Regions from separate parts of the Homo sapiens genome. Here region 2 is linked to region 1. A link is a loop called in an ENCODE intact Hi-C map of the cell type or tissue named here. Cell type or tissue: psoas muscle. All regions are shown on one strand. Each heading gives the region's core, and the rest is flanking DNA. Links, peaks and the distances in the headings are about the cores only.

Region 1 (16,255 bases), core at 7,922-15,921:
AAAGTTCACAAGTAGTAACAAATAGAGTTTACTAGAGTAAAACCTCTATTAACATAATTGAAAATTATGTAGCAAAATAACTGCATCTCTTTTTGGTAGAAAGAAAAAGTAATGCAAGTTATTTGTTAGTACATTATATTTTGTAAAAAAAAAAAACTCTTAAAACTAGTATTGCTTTGAAAACAAATTGTCATTTACTAAAGATTTTGGCATATATACGTATATCTCCACACACACACACACCCACAAACATTTGGCTGTGTTTATTAATTTAAAAACCTCTTTTTTTTTCCTAATTTGAAAAGATAAATCTCCACAGGGACTTGACTGAATAGAATGATACATAAACTCACCTGTTCATGAGACTTTAACTTCTCTTTTATAAGATCAGCACTTATTTTTAGTTGTTCATTTTCACCTGTGTAAGAATAATCAAAGAACATCATAATATATAGCACTTTTCAATTAATATGAAAATATGTTCAACATTTTAGCTTCCATTATGTATGCATTCAACAAACATGCATCCAGCAGCTGCTACACTTCAGGCACCATGCTAGACACTGAGAATATGAAAGTGAAAAGAGTTACTGCTCTTCAAAGAACTTACAGCCTAGTGCTGAGTCAAATGTGTTAGTAGTTATAATATGCTATGATAATTGCTCTTTAATGGCAGTATATCTGAAATACTACAGGAACCTGTAAAAAGAAAACCTAGGGCAGCTTGAAGTCAGGAAAGGATTTAGAGAAGAGAAGCTACTTGAGACGAGATTTAAGTGATAGGCTTACCCCATGTTAAGAGAGAGCATTCTAAATGCAGAAAATCGCACAGAAGACCATGGGCTTGAGTGAATATAGCTTGGAAAAACTACAATTCACGTACGGTATTGTTGAAGTGTAAAGTGTGAGCAGGAGATGCTATATAGGTTGGGATCCTATCACTAGGTAGACATATTCTACATATTCTAGATGAACAATTTTGGATTTTGGTTTTAGAGGTTACAGGGAGTCATCAAAGAATTTTGAATAGTGCAGAAGTGAAATAATGAGAGTTACATGCTAAAACGATTATCTGGCAATGTGGATGATGAATGAGAGGGTTTTGACCCTAGAGGAATGGAGATCAGTAACTATAGGTCAAGTAAGAGATAACAGGAACCTAAATTACGTCAGCGGCAGTATGGAAAAAAGGAAGCAATGAGGAGAATTATTATTTAGATGATAGAATTACCTAGGAATTTAGTGACCCTTTAGATAGAGGAGGCAAAAGAGAAAGGGGGAGCCTTTTCTTTTTAGGTTTTTGGTTTGGGTAACTGAAAACAATACCTTAATATTTTTAACAAATTTTAAAAACCCTGTGGTTAATTTTGATTACTAAACATCCAGGTCGGTTTAAAACTGTAATTTCCTATTTGATTGAAAGTTTTCATGATCCTTATCACTGGCTAGATCAGTGGCTGTAAAGAGTCAATAGAAGTGGGAAAGAAGTCTTAGTTTCCTCCTTAGTTGCTCTTCCCTGTCTTTCCTCTGGGTCATCTCTTGGGGGGTGGAGACAGGAAATGAGGAGAGGTAAAAAATTCTCTATTTAACTTCGAGGTTCCAGTCCTTTAGGTGGTTGTAGCAAATATATGCAGTCTGGACTCACTCCAACATTTGGCGACTTTTTAGCAGATGTCACTAGAATATGGAAATATGTAGCTATTTTGTTGTTAATTGTGGCATGTGCCCTAGTCACTAATTCCTGGTAAACAGGAAAAGCCTCAATAGACATCCTATTACAATTTCCCCTCTACAACCTTAACTATAAACACAACCAAGAAGTAGTTAAACAAAACAACAAATCAGTAAAGATTTTTGACATTATCTGAATAATGCTTTTAGGAAGGTTTGTTTTGTGGTATAGTAAAGTTGAGAGGAGCCTTGGAAATAGAGTCCACTTATGAAACTATTGCAGAGGTATTAAACCACAGTATTAAAATTAAAACCTTGACTATAAACAAAACTAAGAATTAGCTAAACAAAACAATGACAAATCAGTAAAGATTTTTGACATTATCTGAACAATGCTTTAGGAAGGTTTGTTCTGTAGTACAGTAACATTGAAAGGAGCCTTGGAAATAGGGTCCACATATAAAACTTGCAGAGGCATTATATCAAAGTATTAAAATTAAGTAAAGATCTAAAATCTATTAGTTTTCAAAGGTTGTGATGAGAAACCGATAGGAAAAGTGTTACACTTTTAAGGGTCATATTTAATACAAATCTTAATTCTGATGATGGTTTCAGTTTGTCAGATTGTGTCTTTCAAGAAATTAGTCCATTTCACATAGGCTATCAAATATTTGAGTTGAGCACAGAGTTGTTCAGAGTATTCCTTTATTATCTTCTTCTTCTTCTTTTTTTTTTTTATATTGAGATGAAGTCTTGCTCTTGTCCCCCAGGCTGGAGTGCGATGGCGCGATCTTAGCTCCCTGCAACCTCCCCCTCCTGGGTTCAAGCTATTTTCCTGCCTCGGCCCCCGAGTAGCTGGGATTACAGGCACACACCACCATGCCCGGCTAATTTTTGTATTTTTGGTAGAGATGGGGTTTCACCATGTTGGCCAGGCTGGTCTCCTTTATTATCCTCTTAATGAACATGACATTTGTAGTGATGTCCTTTCTTTCATTTCTGATATTATTAACTTGAGTAATCTCTCCTATTTCCTTAGTTCATCTGGCTACAGACTTGTCAATTTTATTGATCTTTTCAAAAAAACAGCTTTTAGTTTCATTGCTCTCTATTGATTTCTTGTTTTCAATTTTATTAATTTCTGCTTTATTTTTGTTATTTCTTTTTTTTACTTATTTTGGATTTAATTTGTTCTCCTTTTTCTTATTTCCTAAAGTGGAAGCTTAAATTAATTTTAGTTTTTTGTTGTCTTCTCATATGCACATTTAACGCTATAAATATCTCTTTAAGCACTGTGGTTTTTGCAGCATTTCACAAATTTTAATAAATTGTATTTTTATTTAGTTCAAAATATTTTAAATTTTCTGTTGATATTTGTTTTTTGACCACTGTATTATTTAAAAGTGTTCTTTAATCTGCATATATTTTGAGATTTTTCATCTACCTTTCTGTTTTTGATGTCTACTTTAATTCCATTGTGGCCTGACAGCAGACATTGTATGACTTCTGGTCTTTCAAATTTGCTAAGGTGTGTTTTATAAACCACAATGGGATCTATCTTGGTGAGTATTCATTAAGTTTGAGGAGAATGTGTATTCTGCTGTTGTTGGATGAAATAGTCTATAGATGTCCATTATAGTCAATTGATTGATGTTATTGTTGATTTCAACTGTGTCCTTACTGATTTTCTGATAGAAGAATGTTGAAATCTTCAACTACAATAGTGGACTCATCTATTTCTCCTTGCAGTTCTATAAATCTTTGACTCACATATTTTTGATGCCTTTGCTAGATGCATAAATAAAACAATTTTATGTCTTCTTGGAGAATTAACCCTTTTATCATTATGTAATACCCCTTTTTATCCTGGATAATTTTTCATGCTCTAAAAATCTGCTGTTTGAAATGAAGATAGCTACTCCAGTGTTCTTAGTGTTAGCACGGCATATCTTTCTCCAGCCCTTAGCTTTTAATCTATATGTGCCTTTATATTTAAAGTAGACTTTTTTTGTAGAAAGATATAGTTGGGTAATGTTTTTTGATCCGCTCTGATAATCTCTGTCTTGTAAACTGTATTAGGCTATTGATTTTCAAAGTGATTTTTGATAAAGTTGGATTAATATCTACCGTATTTGTTACTCTTTTCTATTCATAGACCTTGTTCTTTGATCCTATTTTTGTCTTCTATTCTTTTTCTGCCTTTTATGGTTTTGAGTATTTCACGTGATTCCATTTTCTCTTCTTTCTTAGCAAATCCATTATACTTCTAATTTTAGTTTTTTTTTTTTTTTAGTGATTGTCCTAGAATTTGCAATATACATTTACAATGAATTCAGGTCCACTTTCAAATCCATTATACCGCTTCTCAGGTAGTACAAGTACTTTATACTAAAGTATTCATAATTCCTTCCTCTCATTCCTTATGTCATTGATGTCATGCATTTCACTTATGCATAAGCTATAATTACTTAATAATACATTGTTGCTATAATTTTGAATAAATTGTTACCTGTTAGATCAATTGAGAATAAGAAAAATAAAAGTTTTTATTTTACCTTCACTTATTCCTTCTCTAATGTTCTTCCTTTCTATGTAGATCCAAGTTTCTGGCCTATATCATTTTGCTTCTCTCCTCTTTCATCATTTCCTGCAAGGCTGGTATACTTGCAACAAATACCCTCAATTTTTGTCTAAGAAAGTCTTTATTTCTACTTTCTGGACAATAATTTTGCAGGATGCAGAATTATTGGTTGGTGTTTTATTCTATCTCTCTCAGCACTTTAAAATATTTCACTCTACTCCTTTACTGTTTGCATGGTTCCTGAGAAGAAGCTGGGTATAATTCCTATCTTTGGTCCTCTATAGGTAAATAATTTTCCTCACTTGTTTCAAAATTTTTTCTTTGTTTTTTATTTTCTACAGTTTGAATATGACATGCCTATGGGTAGTTTTTTGAGCATTTACCCTGCTTGGTGTTCACTGAGCTTCCTGGATCTGTGGTTTGGTATCTGATATTAATTAGGGGAAATTCTCAGTCATTATTGCTTCTGATGTTTCTTCTGTTCCTTTCTTTCTTTATTTTTCTTCTGATATTCCCATTAAGTGTTTGTTACAGCTTTCGTAGTTATTACACTGTTTTTGAATATTTTGTTACTTTTTTCCTAGTCTTTTTTTTTTTTCTGAAATTTCAGTTTCGGAAGTTTCTATTGACATATTCTCAAGCTCAGAGAATCTTTCCTGAAACTGAGAAATTATTTTCATTAGGCTATGTCTAGTCTACTAATGAGTCCAACAAAGGCATTCTTCATTTGTGTTACACTGTTTAGAGCCTTTAGCATATTAACTGTAGTTTTTTAAAATTTCTGGTCTAATAATTCCAATATCCCTGCCATTTCTGTGTCTGGTTTTGATGCTTTCTCTGTCTCTTCAAACTGCCTATTTTTTTTCTTTTAGTGTGCCTTGTAATTTTTTGTACAAAGCTCAAGACCAAGTACCAGTAAAAACGCCTAAGGTGTTGCAGAAGGAGAAGTATTCTATAGTCCTATGATTAGGTCTCAGTCTTTCAGTAAGCCTGTGTCTTTGGACTGTGAGTTACCCACATGCTTCTTAGTCCCTCTCCCCTTTGGTGAGATGGGATGGCTAGAATGGGCTAGAGTTGGGAAGGCTAGGGGGAGCTGAAATAGGATATTTTCCTCCCCTAAGGCAGCTTATCCTCGGCTAAAACCCCAGTAGTTTAGGCTCAGATAAAATAGCTTCTTTCAAGTCAGGCTTTGTTAAGAACAGAAGCTGTGGATTATTTCAAAATGGTTACTTTTCTTCTCCTCCAGCCAACAACATGAGGGAATTTTTCTCATATCTTAACTGTGAGATCTTAGTAGAGCTCTCACAGGTAAAACTTACAAAACTATAGGGGCTCTCCTATGGGATTGGGTCCCCTGAAATTTTTAATCTCTTAGATTTGACTACAATGAGCCATCTGCAATTCATCAAAATTACATTTTAGGGTTTCCTAGCCTGACAAACAGGGAGGTTTCTGCTCTTGTTAAGTTGTGATTCTCTGAGTCTGCCTCCCTGTCTCCAATTTTAGATGCATCAGTTTGTCCTGCGACCTCAGTTCTCTGATCAAAAGTCTAAGAATTGTTGATTTTTCAGTTTGCTCAATGTTTTACTTGTTGTTAGCAGGGCGTGACAACTTCTGAGATCCTTATATGTTTTACCAGAAAGATGAGGTACGTTTGAAGGATTTTCATTAAAGTTAGAATTCTATTTCCAAGTTTTATGTGCAAGTGAGAATACTTAAAAGGGACACATTTTCAGCCCTGAAGTTGCTTAATGGTGGAACCATTTCTAAAGATACAATGGTTTTTCCATAAATTAATTTTCCAAAATCAGTTAATTGGCCACTGTTGGCTGACATTTTTTCAAGTCTAACAGACTTTCACTACTTTTTAACTTAATATGCCTGATAAAGAGCTTGTATGGGGGTAGGAGAAGTGACAGCTCTGATACTTTCTTATTGTTGGCTTGTGCTTGCATTATTGTAATTATTATTGTCCTCAATATATGTTTTATTTTTTAAAACTACTTGTCCATTTTGAAAGGATTAGTTTGATTAGAACTAGCTAATTTTATCTATCAATCCTCTTATCCAGAAACATATAAACTGTACTACATGGCCATACACTGAAACTAGGGGAAAAAGTAAACATGCAATTGTTCAGTTTTAGAACTCCCATTCTCCTCAGAGAAAGAACCTTGTGTATCATGCGTGACATATAATTAACTTATAGATAGAAAAAGGAATATTATCCCAGTTATTAAATTTTTGTAAGATGACTGGCTTTGAATTTTCAGATGAAAATAAAGATAAATAAGAATTGCAATTTTTTTCTACATCTCATTGAATTATCTTTTACATAATCCATAAGTCCCTACTGAAAAGATTCATTGATAAGACTAAAGGAAGGTAGCATTTCTCTCATTGTAACTGAAAAGTCTCTTAAACCCAAAGGGTAATTGATTAATCAGCTCAATAATGTTACCAAAAAACCAGATCCTTTTAGTTTACTTTTCTTGCTATCCTCCAAAATCATCCTGCTGGCATGATTTTTAGACTAGAAACAAGAAATCTGAAACAATTTTAGGCATTATATACAGTCTTATAACAACCAGAAGAACATAGTCCATCTCTTGGGAGAGAGGAAAATTATTCCAAAAGAACTCCCTTGGAGCTTGGATGCGATCAGCTTCCCCTGAGGCATATGGTTAAGTGAATGAAGGGTGAATGTCTGAAAAAGAAAAACCGTTTCCTGTTAAGGAGAGAAAAGAGCTATTGGAAAGGAAACCACTGGGTAGCTTAAATAAGCAGATTAATCATACTATCTTGGCAATCAATTGGATGAAAATGGTCAAATATAGATAGTTCTTATCTATTACCTTGCTCAATCAAGGCTTGTAAAAGCATTGGGAAAGTGAACTCAATGAGTCATCATTTATTTGCAAGAGACATCATACAATATTCATTTTTAAGAATGGCTATTTTTTTTTTTTTTTTTGAGACGGAGTCTCGTTCTGCAGCCAGGCTGGAGTGCAGCGGTGCGATCTCGGCTCACTGCAACCTCCAACTCCCTGGTTCAAGTGATTTTCCTGCCTTAGCCTCTCGAGTAGCTGGGATTACAGGCATGTGCCACCACGCCCAGCAAATTTTTGTATTTTTTTTTAGTAGAGGCGGGGTTTCACCATGTTGGCCAGGATATGGATTACAGGCGTGAGCCACAGCGCCCGGCCAAGAAAGGCTATTTTAAAACTTGTACTTGCCTTGTACTGGATCTTAAAGAGAAAGTTTTCTGTTTTCTCCCATTGATTATGATGTTAGCTGTGAGCTTTTCATCTATGGCCTTTATTGTGTTAAGGCAAGATCCTTCCATGCCTATTATCTTCTCTATCTATGCCTATTTCATGAGAGTTTTAATCATGAGTGGATGTTGAATTTTGTCAAATGTTTTTTCTGTATCTATTGAGGTGTTCATGTGTTTTTTTCTATTCATTTTGATAATAAATAGAAAACACATGGTGTATCACATTGATTGATCTGTGTATACAGAACCATACTTGCATCCCAGGGATAAATCCCACTTGGTTAGGATATATGATCTTTTTAATGGGCTGTTGAATTTTATTTGATAGTATTTTATTGAAGATTTTTGAGTCTGTGTTTATCAGGGATATTGGGATGTAATTTTCTTTCCTTGCAGTGTCTTTGTCTGATTTTGGTGTCCGGGTGATGCTGGCCTCATAGGATGAGTTTGGAAGTGTTCCCTTTGCTTTTATTTTTTGAAAGAGTTTAAGAAAAAGCGGTATTACTTTTTCTTTGAGTGTTTAATAGAATTCCCATGAAGCCACCTCATCCTGGGCTTTTCTTTGGTGGGAGATTTTTGATTATTTACTCAATCTCCTTATTTGTCATTGGTGTGTTCCGACTATTTCTGACTCAGTTTTGGCAGGTTGTATATTCTTAGGTATTTGACTATTTCTTCTAGGTTATCCAGTTTGGTGGCATATAGTTGCTCTTAATAGTCCCTTATTATCCTCCTCACGCCCCCTAGGATTTCAGTTGTATCGTCTTCTCTTTCATTTCTGCTTTTATATATTGACATCTTTCTTTTTTTTTCAGTGTAGCCAAGCATTTGTCAATTTAGTTTATTTTTTCAAAAAAAACAAACTCCTAGTTTTGTTAAATTTTCTGTTGTTTTTTATTTTCTATTTGATTGATTTATCCTATAATCTTCATTATTTCTTTCCTTTGAGTACCTTTGGGCTTAATTTGTTGTTCTTTTTCTAGTTCCTTGAGGTGTAAAGATAGATTACTTATTGGATATATATATATTTTTTCCTTTTAAATTTAGGCTTTACAGCCATAAACTTCCCCATTAAAATGTCTTCTGCTGTATCCTATAGGTTTTGGTATGTTGTGTTTTCATTTGTCTCAGATACTTTAAAAATTCCTTTGGTTTATTCTTTGACTCAATGATTGTTCAGGAGTGTGTTTAGCATTTTTGCCTCTTCTTTTCAACATAGTGTTGGAAATCTTAGAGCAATTAGGAAAGAGAAAGACATAAAGGGCATCCAAATCAGAACAGAAGAAAATTATCCATATTCGCAGATGACATGACTATATACTTAGAAAACCTATTAGAACTAATAAACAGATTCAGTAAAGTTGCAGTATACAAAATCAACATATAAAAATCGATCACATTTCTATATACAAATTACAAAATATCTGGAAAGGAAATTAAGAAACAATCCTATACATAATGGCAATAAAAATACTTAAGAATTAACCAAAGAAGGTGAGAATCTTGTACACCAAAGAAGGTGAGAATCTTGTACACTGAAAGTAATAAAACATTGATGAAGGAAATGAAAGAAGACACAGATAAATAGATTAGAAGAATATTATTAAAATGTCCATACTATCTAAAATGATCTGCATATTTAATGCAATCGCTATCAAAATGCCAATGACATTCTTTACAGAAGTAGACAAAACAATCTTAAAATCCATATGGAAACACAAAAGACCTCAAATAGCCCAAGCAATCTTGAGTAAAAAGAACAAACCTGGAGCCACTGCACTACCTAATTTCAAAATATATTATAGAGCTACAATAATCAGAACAGTACAGCACTGTTAAAAAAAAAAAGACATGTAGATTATGGAACAGAATAGAGAACCCAGCTGGGTGTGGTATTTTAGTCACAAGGAAGGGAAAAGTTGTTTTGAGCCCTGGCATTGAAATAGGAGCATGAGTGCCCCTTTTTAACACTCCAAATTACAGGAATCACATATAAGATCAATATTTTATCTCACATATATAAGGTGCTTGTTTTAAAATAAAGGCAGAGGTCTAAGATGAGAAATGCTTATTTGATGTGAGTTTTATGTGGAAGGGGCCTTTAAGGCAATTTAGTCTAATCTCTGATATAGTAGAAGAAAATCTCACAGCCATCACAGCTGAGTCAGAACAGCACAAAATACTTGGTCTGTTTTGTGAATGGTAGGCCTGTTTGATTAACATGATTGTTACAGATAAGATAAGCTGAATGTGTTGACTTCACTTGCACAAATATAGTCTTAGTCTATGACAAAAAAATTAAATGGTAAACTATCACTGTGGTTTAAATAAAAAATTATGGTTTAACTAGTAATATCCACTCTTCAAAACTGAACACAAGATTATTAAAGACCAAGAATGCTACTGAGAATAAATAGAGTTCTAAATTTTTGAAGGTAATAACTATATGACCTATGTAAAACATCCCTTTATGTCACTATCAGATAGAACATGACTGAATTGTTCTGTTCAGGATAACATTTCTTATTTCATAATCATCTAGGAAAGTATTTTTAAGTAGTAAGGAGTCCTCTTTTAGCTGACAAATTGAAATTTATTATCAACCATGTAAAAACTTCCTATTTTTAAAGGTGCTCAAATACACAATGCTTTTTTAGATTTTACTTTTTTTTCTAACTTACCTTTCAAATTCTGTTGATATTCAATGGTCTGTTGTAGCCCTTTTATTATATTATGAAGAGTAGCACATTCTGAAATATAAAAGATAAATTTATTTTAAAATCCCTTGCTTTCATTTTGGAATTATTCTCTCAGTTGAAATTATTAAAATAAAATAATATTTAAGCCAGGCATGGTGATGTGTGCCTTGTAGTCCTATTGACTCAAGAGGCTGAGGCAGGAGGATCACTTGAACCCAAGAGTTCAAGGCTGCAGGGGGCTATGCTCATGCCATTGCACTCCAGCCTGAGTGACAGAGCAAGACCCTGTCTCTAAAAATAATAATAATAATATTTAATTTGAAATTACAAGATATTAATAAAGCAGCCAAGCACCTTAAATAAAATTATATAAAGGAAAAATATAATTTTTTTTTTTTTTGAGACAGAGTCTTGCCCTGTCGTCCAGGCTGAAGTGCAGTGGCACGATGTCGGCTCACGCAACCTCCGCCTCCCAGGCTCAAGTAATTCTCCTGCCTCAGCCTCCTGAGCAGCTGGGATCACAGGCACGCGTCACCATGTCTGGCTAGTTTTTGTATATTTTTGTAGAGACGGCGTTTCACCATGTTGGCCATGCGGTCTCGAACTCCTGACCTCAAGTAATCCACCTGCCTCAGGTGATCCACCCCCCTTGGTCTCCTAAAATGCTGGGACTATAGGTGTGAGCCTTTACTTTTAACTCACTCATTAAGCCAAATGAATTTCAAAACTTGGTAATGACTTTCCTAAAGCACAGAATAGTATGGGTCCTACCATGTGCCTAAGCAATCTCTGCCCTAAGTAGTAAGGCACACCTGCATATATCTGGGGAACTATAAGAAGTATGTCCATGCAAATCTTCCAGGAAAGAACATCCTAAGGAAAGGGAGTCAAATTATATTGTTTTGGTATAAGACAATGTGTGGTACAATTGTGTGGTATAAGACAATGCTTTTCTTACTCTATCTTCCAGTCTATCCTCTTAGTACTTAGGCTTGAGTCTTAGACCAAGAGATTAGCAATAAAAGGAGTAAAAACTCAGTAAGTAGTGTTCCAAGGCTTCAGCAACTGTGCTGCCAATGGCTGCTGACATAATAGAAGATAGAAGTTTCATTGCAAATATTAGAGCCTTGACATGCGCATTCAAGCCTTGACTATAATATTGGTAGCCACCAGCAACAGCCAAGATGGACAGCAATAGTAGTGGTAATTTCATTACTTTAGAAATCCACTTGGCTATTAGGGCTACAACAGCAGAGACTGTTTTGTTTTGCTTACTATTGATTCCTACTGTTTAGGACACTTGTGGTCCATAGTAGGCAATCCACAAATATTTGTTCAGTGATTATTGGGTTGATAGGTAATATCACAGTAAGCTGAAGCAGATAAGGGGTAAGTAGGGAATCTCTGGTATGAAAATAACATATGTTTTGTCGACTGAATGAAAGAACCAATACTGTGAAGGGAGAATTCAAAACTTTTCACCTTTTAATTAGAGATTCTGCACTCAGTCTCATGTACTTTTTCAACTATGCTGATAGAAATGAGAGTATTTTGCAGAAGTTTAAAGCTTTGTGATGCTATAAGGTGCTATTGTGGCTCTTCACTCCTCCCTGCTCTCCCTACCATCCCCACCATCTACTCAAAGTTCCCCTCATCCTCCATTTTCTCTATCCTGCTATTTCCCAGTAAGAGAATAACGGTTAAATTACATTTGACAGAAATTAGCTGAGAATCTGCTTCATGAGTGTCACTGTGCTAACTGATAGAATTCAAAAATTAAAGAGGCATAGACAGACTCTGCCATCACTTGTCTTTGTGCCTTTTAGAATAATGAATCCAGTGATTCATAGAATATAGTAGCTGAAGTTACTTCAGTAATCCGTAAATTGAGAACAGAACCCTGCAACTGAATGTTTCAAAAATGTGTATTTTCAAAACTTAAACACAAGGTGGCTCTCTCACCACATTTTTCTACAATGGAGCATAGATAAATTCTTCACGAGAATACCATTCACTAATTTTGAACAATGGCTTTTAATTCTCTTTGCAAAATTTAATCCACACTGTTTGTTGTTGTTGTTGTTGTTGGACTTTACTGTGTAAGTTGAAAATGCTGGCCTATTAAATTCTTCCTAAAAACCAGAGGTCAGAATATTAAGCTATTTCTTATACTGTATAATTTAGTAAATCAATAATCATTTTGAGCTCAAATGTGGGCTCTAAGATTAACCAAAAATATGAATATTAATATGTATTTCATACAATAGTTGCAAATATTAAAAGCAATTATACATGTAAAGAGTTTCCTGCAGTACTTGATTCTCAATACTAATATTATTACTATCTTTAACTGGCAAATAAATTATTTATCTGTCTGGCATCAAATGCAGAAAATAAAATGTCCATATATCATTCTTTGTTGTTGAATAAATTTGATCATGTGTAGTTTGCCCCTCCTTCCTAAGTGAATTATTACACACTTGGCTCCATAAGTTGTCATTCTTATGACAACTTATGCTTTTTGCTAAGTACTATCCAGCAGAAAGGACATTAGATTTAGAACAAATAAAATTGTATTTCTTAAAAATAATTTTTGTGGTTACATAGTAGGTGTATATATTTATGGGGTACATGAGATGTTTTGATAAAGGCATGCAATGTGAAATAAGCACATCATGGAGAATGGCGTATCTATCCCCTCAAGCATTTATCAACTGAGTTATAAACAATCCAGTTACACTCTTTAAGTTACTTTAAAATGTACAATTAAGTTATTATTGACTGTAGTCACCTTACTGTGCTAACGAATAGTAGGTCTTATTCATTCTTTCTATTTTTTTATACTCATTAACCAACCCCACCTCCCTTCCAGCCCCCCACTACCCTTCCCAGCCTCTGGTAACCATCCTTCTACTCTCTATGTCCATGAGTTTAATTGTTTTGACTTTTAGATCCCATAAATGAGAACATATGATGTTTGTCTTTCTGTGCCTGGCTTATTTCACTTAACATAATGATCTCCACTTCCATCTATGTTGTTGCAAATGGCAGGATCTCATTCATTTTTATGGTTGAATAATACTACATTGTGTATAAGTACCACATTTTCTTTATTCATTCATCTGTTGATGAACACTTAGGTTTCTTCCAAATCTTGGCTATTGTAATCAGTGCTGCAACAAAGAGTGCAGATCTCTCTTTAACATACTGATTTCCTTTCTTCTGTGTATATACCCAGCAGTGGGATTGCTGGGTCCTATGGTAGCTCTATTTTCATTTTTTCAAAGAGCCTCCAGGCTGTTCTTCATAGTGATTGTACTAATTTCCCTTCCCATCAACAGTGTACGAGGGTTCCCTTCTCTCCACATCCTCACCAGCATTTGTTATTGCCTGTCTTTTGGATATAAGCCATTGTAACTGGGATGAGATGAGATTTCATTATAGTTTTGATTTGCATTTCTCTGATGATCAATGATGTTGAGCACCTTTTCATATGCCTGTTTACCATTTGTATGTCTTCTTCTGAGAAATGTCTATTCAAATCTTTTGCCCATTTTTGGATTGGATTATTAGATTTTTTTCCTATAGGGGTGTTTGAGCTCCTTACATATTCTAGTTATTAATCCCTTGTCAGAGGGGTAGTTTGCAAATATTTTTTCCCATTCTGTGGGTTGTCTCTTCACTTTGTTAATTGTATCCTGTGCTGTGCAGAAGCTTTTAAACTTGATGTGATCCCATTTGTCTGTGTTTGCTTTGGTTGCTTGTGCTTGTGGGTTATTGCTCAATAAATCTTTGCCCAGACCAATGTCCTGGAGAATCTCCCTGATGTCTTCTTGTAACAGTTTCATAGTTTGAAGTCTTAGATTTAAGTTTTTAATCCATTTTGATTTTATTTTTGTATATGGTGAGAGACAGGAATCTAGTTTCATTCTTCTGCATATGAATATCCAGTTTTCCCAGCACCAGTTATTGAAGACTGTCTTTTCCCCAGTGTATGTTCTTGGCACCTTTGTCAAAAATGAGCTCACTATAGATGTGTGGATTTGTTCATGGGTTCTCTATTCTATTACATTGGTCTATGTGTCTGTTTTTATGCCAGTATCATACTGTTTTGCTTACTGTAGCTCTGTAGTATAATTTGAAGTCAGGTAATATGATTCCTCCAGTTTTTTTCATTTGCTTAGGACAGCTTTGGCTATTCTGGGTCTTTTGTGGTTCAATACAAATTTTCAGATTGTTTTTTCTATTTCTTTGAAGAATGTCACTGGTATTTTGATAGGCATTGCATTGAATCTGTAGATTCCTTTGAGTAGTACGGGGATTGTAACAATATTGATTCTTCCAATCCAAGAACATGGAATATTTTTCCATTTTTTGGTGTCCTCTTCAATTTCTTTCATCAGTGTTTTACAGTTTTCATTATAGAGATCTTTCACTTGTTGGTTAATTCCTAGGTATTCAATTTTATTTGTAGCTATTGTAAATGGGATTACTTTTTAAATTTCTATTTTAGGTTGTTCACTGTTGGCATATAAAAATGTTACAGAGTTTTGTATGTTGATTTTGTATTCTGCAACTCTACTGAAGTTGTTTATTCTAATAGTTTTCTTGTTGAGTCTTTAGGTTTTTCCAAATGTAAGTCCATATCATCTGCAAACAAGAATAATTTGACTTCTTCCTTTCCAATTTGGATGCCCTTTATATCTTTCTCTTGTCTGATTGCTCTAGCTAGGACTTCCAGTACTATGTTGAATAACAGTGGTGACAGTGGACATTCTTGTCATGTTCCAGATCTTAGAGGAGAGGCTTTCAGTTTTTCCCCATTCAGTATGGTACTAGCTTTGGGTCTGTCATATATTGCTTTTATTATGTTGAGTTATGTTTCTTCTATCTCAGTTTTTTGAGGGTTTTTATCATGAAGGAATGTTGAATTTTATCAAATCCTTTTTCAGCATCAATTGAAATGGTCATATAATTTTTAGCCTTCATTCTGTTGATATGATGTAACACATTGGTTGATTTGCATATGTTGAAGCATCCTTGCATCCAAGGGATGAATCCCACTTGGTCATGATGAAAGATCTTTCTAATGTATTGTTGAATTTGGTTTGCTAGTACTTTGAGGATTTTTACATCAGTATTCATCAGAGATATTAGCCTGTAGTTATTTTTTTTTATGTGTCTTTGTCTGATTTTGGTATCAGGGTAATATCAGCCTTGTAGAATGAGTGTGGAAGTATTCCCTCCTCCTCCTCCTCTGTTTTTCAGAACAGTTTGAGTAGGATTGGTATTATTTCTTCTTCAAATGTTTGAATATACAAGCAAGTCTCCTCCCTCAATCTCCCGAGTAACTGGGATTACAGGCGCCTGCCACCATGCCCGGCTAATTTTTGTATTTTTAGTAGAGACGGGGTTTCACCATCTTGGCCAGTCTGGTCTTGAACTCCTGACCTCGTGATCCACCCTCCTCGGCCTCCAAAAGTGCTGGGATTACAGGTGTGAGCCACCATGCCTGGTCGAAATTTAGTTAATAATAGTGGATCAATTGGCACATCTGCTGTAACAAATGTACCATACTAATGCAAGATATTAGTAATAGGGAAGTGGTGGGGTGAGAGAGTATACGGAAACTCTCTGTACTTTCACTCAATTTTTTTCTGTAAACCTAAAACTGCTCCAAAAAGTTTATTAATTTTTAGAGTCAAAAGTACAAATCCTTTCTTTGATTGTTTCTATATGCTGTGTCATACACTTAGAAAGTCCTTCTCCATTATAAAAATAAAAACCCTACATTTCTCTTCTAGTTTTTCTGTGGTTTCATCTTTTTAACTTTTAATAAACTTTACTTTTTAGGGCTATATCTTCAAACCTTGGCTGTGACAATATCTCAGAGTTTCCTTAGTTTTGATGACTCTGACAGTTTTGCAAATACTGATCAGGTATTTTGTAATGTCTATGAGAATTTTTCTGATATTTATTTCATGATTAGACTAGGGTTATGGGTTTTGGGGAGAAAGACCACAGAAT
Region 2 (8,000 bases), core at 1-8,000, 260 kb after region 1:
TTTCTCTTTATTTTATTTTCCTTGGGAAAGGCCCCCTTTGGTGAGCTATCAGACCAGTTCTCTCAGCTCCTTAACCACATATGTACCTCAGCAATGAAGCTGGGACAGGCTGAACTGACCAGCAATTCTCCTGGCTGCTGTCAGATGCTTACAAGAGTATTTGGAAGAAAGTATCAGAAAATGGATGCAAATCCAAGATCAAATGAGGTCAAGGTCCTGGATTCCTTGAATATGCCATTCTTTTTTGGCAGTGTATGAGGTCTAAAATAGCATTTCCCATCTGGACTAGTTACTCTCTGTTTGGCCCTCCTCCTATAGCATATCCATTCCAGGTCTTCCTCTGCTCTGCACTCAGGAGGCTGACTGCTGCGGGCTGACTCTCCAGGCTCAATGCTGGATAACTTCCTACTGGGTTTGAACAATGGAGATTAGAAGGTTGACAGAGAGGTCAGGGATGTCTTCCCCACATTCCTATGCTCTGGCCTAGCCTATGTCTCTCCAGAACTTTAGCTTCTGTCACAAGACCCCTCCTCCATGGCTCCGGCCCTCTCAGGACTAGAGTAACACGGTTTCCTTCTTCTGCAGCTCCAGGTCCAGAAGAGATAATAGCTTCTCATGGCAGCTAGGGTCCGAGTGACTCAGCATTCCTTGCTAGCTACTTTAATCCTACCCATACTTCTGTACATTTCCCCTTGAAGTCTCTTGAAACTTCTGAGTTAGATTGTGTGTCTTTCCAGGACCTGACTGATGTACACCATTTTGAATTCCACCATGTGTAATTTTACAATCGCACTTGAGTACTGAAGCTGCTAGTCCAGTGAACACCAGAGGAAGGAAATCAAATCCCAAGCATGTGTAATGTGATCATTCATTCATTCATTTAGTCTGGGTGAATATACTAACATTCATGTCTTGTTAAAAGTAGAGATAGGATTTCTTAATTTTAAAAACTTCAGAAAGGCCCATCAGGGCTCCAGCTCTGCAAATAGTTTTTTCAATAAAAGTTTCACTTCTTGAATCAAGGGATACTTACAACGACTAATGGTAACCTTCACTGAAATATTTTTCTATTAACTATGACCCTGAAACTGTAATCATTCTGACAACAAAGCTGATTTTATATCATAAACAATTATTCAACTAGTCATTAGATTATTTGGGAAGTTCTCCCAGCCTAATAAAAGCCTCTAAGATTCTGTGTCAGAGAAAGAAACATACAGGAAATGGGAAGAACTTTAATGTATTTTCATAAGTTTCCAACAGTAACAACTGACCCATTTGATAGCTAATTTGTGCTAAATGTCAATGGATTAGTAATATAATCTTATAATTTACCCAAGATTAGCAGTTTGGCTATAAAGAGTGAGGTCAAAGAATACTGCTGTTAATTTTCAATGAATTTGCTTAATAATCAACTGTTTATGACCACATCCTTGTTTTCTTGTAATGACCCAGACTTTCAGGATTTTGAAAGTCTGAGAAAAATCTGCTGTTAAATGTACTATGGTCAAGGTAAGATTTCTACAGGGAATATATAATTCTAATAGGCTCTTATCTAAAAGGATACGCTTGACCAGTGTCACTAGTGATGTCGACATCAAATAAACATCAACATTAAACTGAGGCTACTATATATTTTCATGTACTGGGTACATAGCCTATAAAGTCAGGCTAGAGGGACTAAAATATATTCCTGTTAAAAGTTAACAAATAGTGAATCTATCATTGATTCTAGAGACAGATCAAATATATTTTGCTATAAAAAATGGAAAGAACTAATGAATATATGTTAGAAACTTTTTAAATTTTTTGCTCCCAAGAAGTACGGTAGGGTGAGCATTGTTAAATAAAACAAACCTAAGTTCAAGTCCTGAATTTGCTTTTGTTAGTTCATTAATCTTGGTCATGTAAATTATCCTCTCTATGCTTCAACTTTACCATCAGAAATATAGAAAAAATATTTATTTCCCTTGGAAGACATCCTCATTAAATCATAAGAGGGTCCATCTCACTTAGAAAGGGCTTTTGGGAAAAAAATTCCACATTAAATATATTTATTAACTACATAATACTACATAATACATTCTGATTTCAGAAATATTAAACTGGATAAAATATGGCCTAGGATCTAGGAAACAAGACAAGGTTATCTGTCTCACTGAGTATGCAGCATGGAGTAAATAACATAATGTCAAGAACACACCACGGCTCGTGGCTCCAGAGCAAGTCCTAAATAAATATTGATGTTTTATTGCTATTGTAAATATCACTAACAAGAAGGGGAAGCAAACATCAAATACTTATTCAATACATTTTGGTTCAAAATACCATGGAATTTGGGAGATAAATTGTAGAACCTCTGTTCCTTTCACTTTATAGGTAATATGCATGAATGGTATGATAAAGTTAAGTGACTTACCAAAACTAAATAATTGTAGAATCAAGATTATAACCCAGACCTTCTAATTATATGTCCAATAAATAATAATAATATAATAAGTGCTTACTATGAGCACGCATTATACTGGTTGCTTTGTATATAAATATTATCAAGTCATCACAGCAATCCAATGTGACAATGTAATAGGTACTATTATCCCATTTTACATAACAGGAAGCTGAGGCCCACACAGGATAAGCGAAATCTCACAAAAGCAATCTCTTGCTTCTGACTCAAACCCAAGTCTACCTACCTCAGTGGACTCTTTCCACTGAGCTAATGTCTCCTTCCTGGATTTGTACTTGTTCCTTCTTGGATTGCTTTACTGATTGAAGTCTTATCTTTCTAACAAATGTATTAATTTCACAAGCACAGATATAATGTTACCTATTTTTTTTTTTGAACATGCATGGCACAGGGCTGGGCATTGTGTACGTGCTCAAAAAATGTTTGCTGAGTGTATGATAACTTTTTTAAAAAAAATTACTTGTAAAAGCAAAAAAAAAATAAACACTTAAGCAGCAAAATGCGCAAAAAATTGCTCAAGTAATGACTTGGACTGGGCTCAAACAGAAATTCTCCTCAGTTTAAGAAATAGAATTCAACCATATTCTCTGCTGATCCTAAGCCAGTACTGCTTTCTCTAACAGTCAACAGTTCAAAGTATAATAGATTTAAAATAAAAGTAAATTATAAGGCAAAAAAAGAAAGAAAGAAAAAAAAAAAAAAACAGTCAACAGCTCCCAACATGCATGTTTAACAACTCCGAAGACAGGGCAAGCCTAAGAGGCACGTAGTTAAAATCTGACCTGTCCTTGAAAACAGGGGAGCCACTTTCCACTGGTACATGTGACTTTGTTTAAGGTTAAGCATTCAAAAATCTGGAGCAATTCTTAGCCCTGGGCTAATAGGGCTAGCTGATGCCTCTCTTCTTTTCACATTTAAAGAGAAAGAAGCCCCTCTTGAGATAATGAAGAGATCCAGAATATAAGGTAAGACTCTTTTGGAAAAGTGCTATGATTGAGGTTTCAGCATTCTTGCCTTAGCTTGGAAAAGACTTCATACCTTTACTTTTATTTTATTTTATTTTATTTTGAGACGGAATCTCGCTCCGTTCTCAGGCTGGAGTGCAGTGGTGCGATCTCGGCTCACTGCAACCTCCGCCTCCTGGGTTCAAGCGATTCTCCTGCCTCAGCCTCCCGAGTAGCTGGGACTACAGGTGTGCACCACCACTCCCAGCTAATTTTTGTATTTTTAGTAGAGATGGGGTTTCATCATGTTGGCCAGGATGATCTCAATCTCCTGACCTCGTGATCTACCCACCTCGGCCTCCCAAAGTGCTGGGATTACAGGCGTGAGCCACGGTGCCTGGCCAAGACTTCATACCTTTAGAACAACATACTGCTTATACTGAAGACTGAGGTAGAAGATCATTATGAGGGATGTGAAGGCAACGTAAAGCCAGGAAAGATGGGATTTACCTACACTCAACTCTTCTGCATTTCCTGCTTGACACTGTCCCCATTTCTTTCTTCCTGCCTGGCCTAGCAAGCTCCCTTCTCATTAAAAATTGGGCATAAAATCAGGTAAACTGAACTAGGGCCTATAGTCAGTCAGAATGTGGTCATATCACTTCCCAACCCAAATTAATAATATTCAACCTGGGCAATGCATATAAACTATTGCTTCTTGAGTTTGATAAGCTTTGCAGGATAACTCCAAAAGAATAACATGTTCATTACAGCTATGCTCAAAGAAAAGACCATGTTGCTTATTACTAGGGCTATGGGTCTGACACTTTAAAAAAAATGTAAGAAATTTGCAGACCCATAATCCAATGTTATGGTTTATCCAATCAGTGCTATGGCCACAGTTTAATGCTTTCCCAAAGCTCCCCTCTTTTCTTTTATCCCAATCCCTTTCATTCTAAGCACATATAAGTCTGCTAAGAGTCCTAATCAGTTTCCTGTTGCAACTTTTATAACAGCCTCTGACATCTTCCCCCAGATATCCATAAGCCTCGTCCTTTTATGTCCTTCAGTTCTATTAAAAAAAAAGTCATCTAATTAGAGAGGCATTCCCTGACAATCTTATATAAAATATAAATTCCTTGGTCTGATCCTGCCCCACCTAGCCCCTTACCCTATTTTGTTTTTCCCCATGGCACTTATCTCTACCTGACATGATATATATTTGTTTAGAGGTGGTCTCCCTTCACAAAATGTAAGAAAGGACTCTGTTTTGTTCATTGTGGAATCTCTACCACCTATAATGGTGACACTCATAGCAGGCTCTTGATAAATATTTGTCAAATCCACCAACAGTCTTCAAAGCCATTCTTCATTCACATCATTGCTAAAAAGTAAAAGTATAGTTGACCACGGTTTAGGTAAAAATATCACATTTCTTTCAACCACTTCTAACCTTAAAATCCAGGATGAATTGCAGCCCCATGCCTTTCACCCATCCCAAACAAGTTTTGTTTTGTTTTGTCTTGTCTTGTTTTTGTTTCTTTAAGTGAATTGTGTGCTTATTTTACTAGCACATTCCATATTTTGACACTACCCATTTCTGAATGAGATCATCCTCTAAGTACAAAACAAGGTCAAAGGCATTTCCTAAAGTATTTCAATAACCTTCATAACATGCCAATACAAGGAATTTTTCCTTGTATTGCTCAGAAGGTTGAGCATAAGGAAGCGATTTGGAACATGCCAAGGGCAAAAGGAGCTCTATACCTGACCCTGGAGAGTTGTCTCAGAGACCCCGGTAATCAGAAACTAAAGTTAGCTGAGACACCACACCAGGTGGCAAGAGTACACCTTGTAATCAAAACTTGTACATACCAGTAGAACCTGCTGTACCTTTCTTTTAGTGATGTCCTCATCTCCCAGTTAAACACTGAACCTGATAATTTTCCTGCCTTGCTCCTTCTCCTTTAGATCAACAGCTAGCCACATGGAGAAAACATAAATTATACATATGTATAAATTAATAAAAATAATTATTATTTTAATAAATATAATTATAATTAATAAATTAATAAAAATAATAAAATATATTTTAAATATATATATACATAAAGACATTTTGAGTTTAAAATGTACAATTAGTGGTTTTCTCCAATTAGTAAAAGAAATTTGGATGCAGAGATGGCCATCCTGTGCCAACAGGATGACTTTGGTCCCATTGCCTTAATTATAAACTAGATGGAGATGACAGTGCTTCATGAGGGTATGAGAGAGAGCGTGAGAATATTTTTCTGACTAAAGAACAAATCACTTATTTAAGCCATTATTCCTTTCAAGTTCCAACCATAATTTATTTAGTAGGCATAATTTCTAAATATGATTAGGCAAATTAATGGAAATTTACCAGTCACAATTGACTGATATTACACAGTCATGTGTTATAAAGAGCAAACAAACATAAGATTCTGGATCCTAAAGCAGAAGGCACATAGAGGGTATCCTTAATTTTTTAAGCCTTCAATTTGAAAAATATTTTTTATTTTTTCTCTGCTTTGTCTTACTTATGCCTAAAACCTTGAACATTGCCATAAGAACATAATTTTAAACATTTTACTCAGTAATAGTTATATGTTCTGTGCCTATATCATTGAAGATCCCAGGGGCTGAATCACTGAGGTTTATCATAGCAATTTGTGCTGCAAATTCCACTTTCTGGACCTCAGTGCCTTGTCCTTTAAAACAAGAAAAGTGGACATGAAGAGCTGAGGTCCCTCTCTGCTCTATGAATCCCTAACTCCCACCCACGGAGTTTTTATATGTGAGCACCAATGGGCAAGCAAAACTCTGAAAGAAGTCTGGATGTGTACTGTAAAGGAGGGATATGAATGGGCTGGATGATGACCCGCACTTCTAGACTAGTTTATTTAATTGCAATTAACACAATACATGAACAAAGCTGCTGTGAGGCTTAGCAAAAACACCATTTGTCAAGCATGGTGATTATAGGATCTTTCTCTAACCATTTTGGCAGTATAGTTTGTGGAAGAGCTTATTTTCAAAATTCTTCCATCTCTAGGGCACTTTTTGCCTCTGGGAGGAAAAACACTTTTGTGTTTAAAAATCTGGCTACTTTTCTTAGTCTAGAGTAGTGTTTCTCACCAGGAAGATTTTCTCCCCAGGTGACATTACAGCAATGTATACAGATATTTTTGGTTGTCATGAGTTGAGGGGAAGGAAGTCACTAGCATCTAGTGGGTAGAGACCAGAGATGCTGCTAAACATCCTAAAATGCACAGGGTAGCCCCAAGAACAAAGAATTATCTGGCCCAAAATGTCAACAGTGCATAGATTGAGATACCTTACTCTAGAGAAAGAAGCTTTAGATTGGAGGTAGCTGGGCCAAGTCCATGTTAAACAAATAAGAATAGAAGTTTAGGGGACAATCTTTGTCTTTGGGGTCTCATAGACACTCTTAATATCATTTAGGGCCTAATGACATTGATGTAATGATAAAAAAAAAAGCTAATTTAAATGCAGGTAGAACTAAATACACTTCCTTGGATTCTCTTTTCTGGATATGTTTTAAAGTAAGCATGACAGCTTGACACTTCTTTATAATCATTATTGAACACTTGAATATGATTGAACCTACCGGAGCAATACTACTGGATTTAGTCTTATTTCAACCCAGGTCCTTGCAGTCAACCACAGATTTCATTATGGTCAGTACTAAGTTAACACCCTCCTCCTAGCATTGTCTCAGTGCCAGGAACCAAATTTTTACTGCAGAACCTGATGCATCTTAGGTGCAAACACCTGTGACAGTCTTTAAAGATGGAGTATTAACTCTGTGGCCCAGCTTCCAGATAATGAGCCAGTGTAGAAGATGAACTCAAGCAATTGAATACTCACCACTTTAAACTTCCTCACTTTTTAGTTGTTTTCATTGTAAGTTATTCTAAAACGTACCTCACACATCTTTGTCTTTTGCAACAGATAATACTGAACTTAATTTAATCATTTCTTAATGGTTTTAGGATGTCATTGTTACGGATGTCAGCTGTCAACCTGTGCAAGTGTTTCATGCAGGCAAACAAAATCAGTGGTTCAAGCAGAGTGTTTACTTCATTTGTTCTTGTGGCCTTAGTAGGCCAGCTAGTAAGTGATGCTTACTATTTTGAGTTCTCTGTCTTCACAGTGACCAAAGAGGCATAAGCATTTCCCCAAGAAGCAGAAAATAATCATGAAGGTCTGACATGCACTCTCCCATCATTTTATATGCTGTATATTCTCTAAGTGTGAAAAAATCAGATTTTCACATGATTTTGGTATTATATAACATTAAGTGCTATGTGTCACCCTCTGTAGAGCTAAGTGTTTGCCCCACAGTATTGATTTTATCCTCGTAACAACCCTGTTAAGTAAGTACAAGTATTTATCTTCATTTTACAGATAGAGGAGGCTGAGGCCAAGAAATACTGAGTCATTTGCCTGAAGGGCAGAACCCAGATTTAAACCCAGGTGATCTGGCCCCAGAGCTTTGTTTTAACCGCAGCTACAGAAGCTGCAAAATAATAATCCATGGGCTG

What was found. A loop is a pair of places that touch in the nucleus more often than their neighbours do. Peaks named below come from ENCODE experiments on the same cell type or tissue, not always from the same donor. Only the 100,000 strongest peaks of a DNase experiment are listed, where the experiment ranks them.
Region 2: a loop joins it to region 1, with 2.4 times the contacts of the local background. A loop is called at or near these places in 13 of 110 quality-filtered maps.

The regions. Positions count from the first base shown.
Region 1 is chr5:42,763,621-42,779,875 of GRCh38, reverse strand. CCDC152 (coiled-coil domain containing 152) reads right to left here. Exons shown (of 9, transcript NM_001134848.2): 4 at 10,211-10,279; 5 at 354-418. Among named protein-coding and RNA genes, the nearest start is that of CCDC152, 15 kb to the right of the region's middle. In psoas muscle, for the core only: a CTCF peak has its summit at 12,170 (motif pointing right); no DNase peak of the experiment used is centred there.
Region 2 is chr5:42,500,293-42,508,292 of GRCh38, reverse strand. The region is part of intron 1 of GHR (growth hormone receptor); the gene reads right to left. Among named protein-coding and RNA genes, the nearest start is that of GHR, 81 kb to the right of the region's middle. In psoas muscle, for the core only: no CTCF peak of the experiment used is centred there; no DNase peak of the experiment used is centred there; H3K27ac peaks cover 6,020 bases.